Regions from separate parts of the Mus musculus genome. Here region 2 is linked to region 1. A link is a loop called in an ENCODE intact Hi-C map of the cell type or tissue named here. Cell type or tissue: heart. All regions are shown on one strand. Each heading gives the region's core, and the rest is flanking DNA. Links, peaks and the distances in the headings are about the cores only.

Evidence for each region. A loop is a pair of places that touch in the nucleus more often than their neighbours do. Peaks named below come from ENCODE experiments on the same cell type or tissue, not always from the same donor. Only the 100,000 strongest peaks of a DNase experiment are listed, where the experiment ranks them.
Region 2: it touches region 1 in a loop (2.3-fold over the local background); 5 of 42 quality-filtered maps call a loop at or near these places.

Annotation. Positions count from the first base shown.
Region 1 is chr2:156,004,246-156,007,163 of GRCm38, reverse strand. It overlaps 6430550D23Rik (RIKEN cDNA 6430550D23 gene), which reads left to right and starts at 2,737. Exons shown (of 6, transcript NM_001145351.1): 1 at 2,737-2,823. In heart, for the core only: a CTCF peak has its summit at 1,572 (motif pointing left); no DNase peak of the experiment used is centred there.
Region 2 is chr2:156,106,065-156,108,982 of GRCm38, reverse strand. The region is part of intron 1 of Cpne1 (copine I); the gene reads left to right. All of the region lies in intron 1 of Rbm12 (RNA binding motif protein 12), which reads left to right. Among named protein-coding and RNA genes, the nearest start is that of Cpne1, 4.4 kb to the left of the region's middle. In heart, for the core only: no CTCF peak of the experiment used is centred there; no DNase peak of the experiment used is centred there.

The DNA.
Region 1 (2,918 bases), core at 280-2,779:
AAGGCTATGGAGTGGAGATTAAACAAACCCTTATTTGCTTTCTGTTGTAACCCATTAGCTCTAGACAGCTTAATACCGCTATAAAGACTAAAACAAAGTGCTCAATAGTTTTGTTTTAAGAAAGTGTCTTTCTGCTGCTCTGGCTGACCAGGAACACCTGGACTCCTGCCTCAGCCTCTTAGCGTCTCATGGGAGGTTTCTGTTTTGAAGATTTATTAACTATTTTTATGTGTGTCTACATGTGTTTATGTGTACCAGATGATAGTACGGGGCATTGGATCCCTGAAATCTGGACTTATGGGCAGTTCTGAGTCACCCAATGTGTGCTGGGAACTGAACCAGGGTCCCCTGAAAGAGCAGCCAGCAACCATGCTGTGCTCAGTCTCCATGCTTGAGCTTAAAGGTCTTGACGTAGAACTCTTGCTTCAGATAATAAATCCCACTTTAGGAATCTATTTTATGCTGTTGAATTCAATTTCCTGTCAACCTAAAGAGGTTTTGTTGTTGTTGTTTTGTTTGTTTGTTTGTTTTTGTTTTTTTCTCTGTAGACCAGGCTGGCTTCGAACTCAGAAATTCGCCTGCCTCTGCCTCCCAAGTGCTGGGATTAAAGGCGTGCGCCACCACGCCCGGCTCACCCAAAGAGAGTTTTTAAGATTTTATTTTGTATTTTATTTTAGATAGGGTCTCACTATGCCTGGGCTGGCCTTGAATTCTGCTTGCCTCTGCCTTGCAGAAGCTGAGATTAAAGGCATGTGCTGCCACATCTAGACCTTAAATGTTTTTGTTAGGATATGTTGATTATCCATGATAATGGGTTTATGAAATCTTCATACATATTCATAATGTATTTCTATCACACACACAAGCCCAGTTAGTTACCCTCCATAGGCCCCCTTCTCCCAGCAACCACATGGTGGCTCACAGCCATCTGTAATGGGATCTGATGCCCTCTTCTGGCATGCACCATATATATATATATATATATATATATATATATATACATATATATACACAGAACACTCATACAAAAATAAAAATATTCCAAACAAAAATTGTACCAGGTGGTTATAACTTATGCATGAGTTCATGAGATTGCTCAGAGGCAAAACACTGGAGTCAAATATGGTCATATATAGGGATCAGTTCTGTAAGGGTAAATTGTCAGGTCTCCAGAAAAAAATGGAATAAAAACTATTTGTTCTTAAGACCTTAGAACTATTAATCCTTAGAACCTGCATTTTAAAAAGATGGGTGCATGCCGGGCGTGGTGGCACACGCCTTTATTCCCAGTATTTGGGAGGCAGAGGCAGAGGCAAAGGCAAGTGGATTTCTGAGTTTGAGGCCAGCCTGGTCTACAGAGTGAGTTCCAGGACAGCCAGGGCTACACAGAGAAACCCTGTCTCAAAGAAAGAAAGAAAAAAAAAAAAAAGATGTGTGCAAGGGCTTGAGAGATGACTCAAAAGTTAAGCGTATGGCTGTCCTTTCAGAGGATCATTCCCCAGAACCCATCAGGTGGCCCCCAACCATCAGAAACTCCAGTTCTGCAAAATCTGAGCCCTCTTCTGGCCTTTATGGGTACTGCATGCACACGGTGCACATGTATACATACAGGCAGACCATACTTACCAGCTTGTGTGGGAGCTCTGTATAGGGAGCCTGGTAGCTGATGCACACCATAGCACCAGAATGACACCCCCAGCTCTCAGCAACTTCATGGGGACGGCTGTAAACAAGCTGCAGACCTTCCGGGTCAAGACAAACCTCTTCAAGCTGCAGGATCAAACTCAGGTCATCAGCTGGGGTGGCAAGGGCTTTCGCCAGCAAATCATCTCACTGACCCTTCTAACTGCTTTTAAGTTAATTATCATTTCTGGGAACTGGGAGTAGCCCTGGCTGGCCTAGAACTCCATATGTAGACCAGGCTGGTCTCAAACTCACAGGGATCTACCTGCTGCTGCCTCCTAAGTGCTGAGGGTAAAGGCTACACCACCATATCAGGCTGGAAATTGGTTTTTAACAAATAGAGATGGACTTATCATTCTTATCTCAAGATGAAGTACACTGTTTTGTTTTGTTTTGACCAAGACAGGATTTCTCTGTATAGCCCTGGTTGTCCTGGAACTTGTTCTGTAGACCAGGCTGGCCTTGAACTTATGGGATCTCCCTGCCTCTGCCTTCCAAGTGCTGTAATTAAAGGCATGTGCCACCACTGCCCATCTGTTTTTGTTTTTATATGAATTTATGTATATATATATATCAGATCTGGGTCTTGTTTAATTACTCATGTAAAAAATAACCATTCTAATGGAAAAGAAGTTTAGCCTAGTGGTTTTGCAGGGAGAGTTGTTAAGGATCTTGCTTTTGTTTTTATCTGGCTATTTTGAGTAAATGAAAACATTCTTGAGGGCTATTGAGGTAACTTGGTGACTAAGCTGGACAATTCCTAGAACCCACATGGTGGTTCTATGACTACCACATACATGAACCATGGCCTGAATGCCCACACACACATGCACAGATACACTAAGTAAATCTGACACAATTTAGAAAGCTCTTTCCAGTTGCTTCCTTTATCATAGTCTGTTATATAAATATATATTAGGGGCTGTAGAGAGCTGTCATAACATAAATCTAGAAAAAAATAAATAAGAGAAAGGGTCATGACAATATCCAATACTCTGTGTTGATTTAAAAGAATTTAGGGGAGAGAGTAAGAATTCTGGAGGATCACAGTGAAACCATGGCAGCGGGGGATGGTGGGGTCGCTGGCAGGCAGAACCATCTTGGAATGCTTGGCTTCTGGGGGAAACTACACAGGTTCAGGTCAGCAATCTCAGATACCTAATTGAAGAGAGATGAGGACACTGTGGCCCTGGGCTCTCACTTTCAGTACTAAAGAGCCTGATGACTGTCCCCTG
Region 2 (2,918 bases), core at 270-2,769, 100 kb before region 1:
GATCTGAAGTGTGTTTTATCTGATAATGGGGGGAGGGGGCAAACTTAAAGGGATGAAGCTGTGGTTTCATGATTTCTTTGGTGATGGGATTACACTGCTGATAACATTGTGCCCATTGTAAATAGAGGCTTTGTTGCTGATCTTTGAGGCGAACCTTTAAGAGGTTGTTGGGATTTTTGTTTCTTTTGGATCTTAAGTGTGTGGTTCTGCTTTGCCCTGATTGTTGTCAGGTAAAGGTTGGTGACTTCACAACATGAAATTTACCTTCTCAGTGTTGATTGCCAGAGAGAGTGGAAATACTGGAGTTTTAGTTTGTTCCTGTTCTTTGTAACTAAAAGGTTTGTTGATGAACATTTTACTCTGAAGTTTCAAATAATTGGAATGGCTAGTAAAATAAATTTATCTTGTTAATATGCAAGTACTTACCATTTTTCCCTGTTTTCTGTTGTGCTGAAGAACCATCTGTTAGGAAATGAAGTGAAAAATGCAGTAACGCAGCTTGCTGTCTTAGGGCTTCTGAACTGTGTGGACTTGTGGCTAACTTTCTCCTGGCCTGTCCCTATATTTTATATGTAGATAAAATGTTTATAAGACACTCTCTGTTGTAGTCCAGACCAACCTCAAACTTTTTTTTTTTTTTTTTTTTGAGGCAGGGTTTCTCTCTGTAGCCCTGGCTGTCCTGGAACTCACTCTATAAACCAGGCTGGCCTCGAACTCAGAAATCCGCCTGCCTCTGCCTCCCGAGTGCTGGGATTAAAGGCGTGCGCCACCATGCCTGGCCCAACCTCAAACTCTTTTTCTTTGTCCCTCTGCCTCTTAAATGCTAGCATTACAGGTGCGTTATATCTAGCTACAGTACCTATTTATATATTTTAAGAAAGGGTCTCATTGCCTGCCCCTGCCTCTATGCTTGTTTTGGACTTTTTTGTATTTTTTTTTTTTTTTTTTTTTGAGATAGGATTTCCCTGGGTATCCCTGGATATGCTGGTGCTCTGTAGATCAGGCTGGCCTTGAATTCAGAGATCTGTGAGCCTCTGCCTTCCTTGAGTCCTGGAATTAAAGGTGTGTAGCCTTCTCCTATCACTTTTTTTTTTAATAGAATTATTTTAATTATGTTTTTCCAAAGTTCACCAGAACTCAGGTGAGCGGAATAGATTTTTAAATTTGGGATCCTGTGTTCAATTAGGATCTAGCTCACATTTTAACACACAGGAATAAACAGGCTCTGGGAAAACAGTGCTGGCTCCGTTCATTTGTGATCGTGGGGCTGGAGAGATGGCTCAGGAATTAAGAACACTGGGTACTCTTTTCAAAAAACCAAGGTTCAATCCCAGAACTTAAACAGCAAGCCACAGACATTGTTAACACCAGTTCCACGTGATATGATACCCTCTTTCTGGGCTTTGTCAGTACTGTGTGCGTGTGATACACAGATATGCAGTATCTAGGCAGAACATCCATACCTGTATAACAATACTTTTTTTTGAGCTAATAAAAATTATTGGTCTTTACAAAGTGAGATTTGAGACAAAAATGCTAGTTTTCAGTTTCCATCTGACTTACTTGTGAAGGAAGAGCCGTAGTTAAAAAAAGGTACTGGTATTTAGCCTTGATGTGTATACTTTTCCTTGGTGTGGGGATGCTTCTGATGGTGTTTCTTGTATGTAGATTGGCTCTGTTCTGTAAGTTGAACACAAAAGTTAAACTACACGTTTACGCAGATCAGCTGGGCTTTCAACATTTCTCCCCCCCCCCTTTTTTTTTTTTTTAAGATTTATTTATTGTGCCGGGCGTGGTGGTGCACGCCTTTAATCCCAGCACTCGGGAGGCAGAGGCAGGCAGATTTCTGAGTTTGAGGCCAGCCTGGTCTACAGAGTGAGTTCTAGAACAGCCAGGGCTATAAAAAGATTTATTTATTGTTATATGTGAGTACACTCATCAGGTCTCATTAGAGATGGTTGTGAGCCATCATGTGGTTGGTGGGGATTGTACTCAGGACCTCTGGAAGAGCAGTCAGTGCTCTTTAATCACTGAGCCATCTCTCCAGCCCTCAACATTTCTTAATGTAATAAGAATTTTCCTTATTGTTAATGGTTTTGGAACCTTGAGTATGACTGGCTAGCCTAAATTTGACCTTCTCAGGATGGCCGTGGGGTATCTTCTTGTGTTTGAAAGGGAAAAAAGAGTTAGGAAACTCAGTTCTCTAATGTGTGGGAGACGTGCCCAGGCCCATACCTTGTGTTTGTTCTTACTTGGTTTTTCTGCTCTCATTACATTACATCCTGGCTGGACTTGAATTCACTATGTAGTCCATTCTGATTTCGAACCCAGGCTTCTCCTGCCTCTTGCTCCTGAAGCAGTGAGGTTACAGGAATATAGTGCTACACCCTGTTATGCCAGACCTTTCAAATTAGAATCTCTAATAGGTGTCAGATGTTTAACACAAAAATTAACTAGAAAATTACCCCGGCTCTTACTTAGCTCCTAGTGCTGACCTTTTATGCAGTTAGAGATAAGTATTGCAATAATTATTTTTGTTACTTTATTTAAAGCAAACCTTCTGTTTTGTATTTCCCTTTATAACTAGTTATGGAAGCTGCTAGATATAGGTTTTATTTTTGTTTGTTTTCGAAACAGTTTCTCACTGTTCTTGTCCTGGAACTCATTATAGTCCAGGCTGGCCTAAGACTCAGATCTGCCTGCCTCTGGCCACGTGCTGGGATTGAAGGTGAGTGCCACCACTCCTGGTTCAGAGAACCAAGACTTAGGTTAGGCTGTGAGATGCTGCATGGGAGTGAAGGAACTTGCCATAAAGCTTGACCATCTTGTTTCCATCTCTAGGACCCACATGGTGGAAGCAGAGGACTGAGTCTCCAAGTTGTCCTCTGACTTCCTTGCACATATGCTGTGGCTTCTGT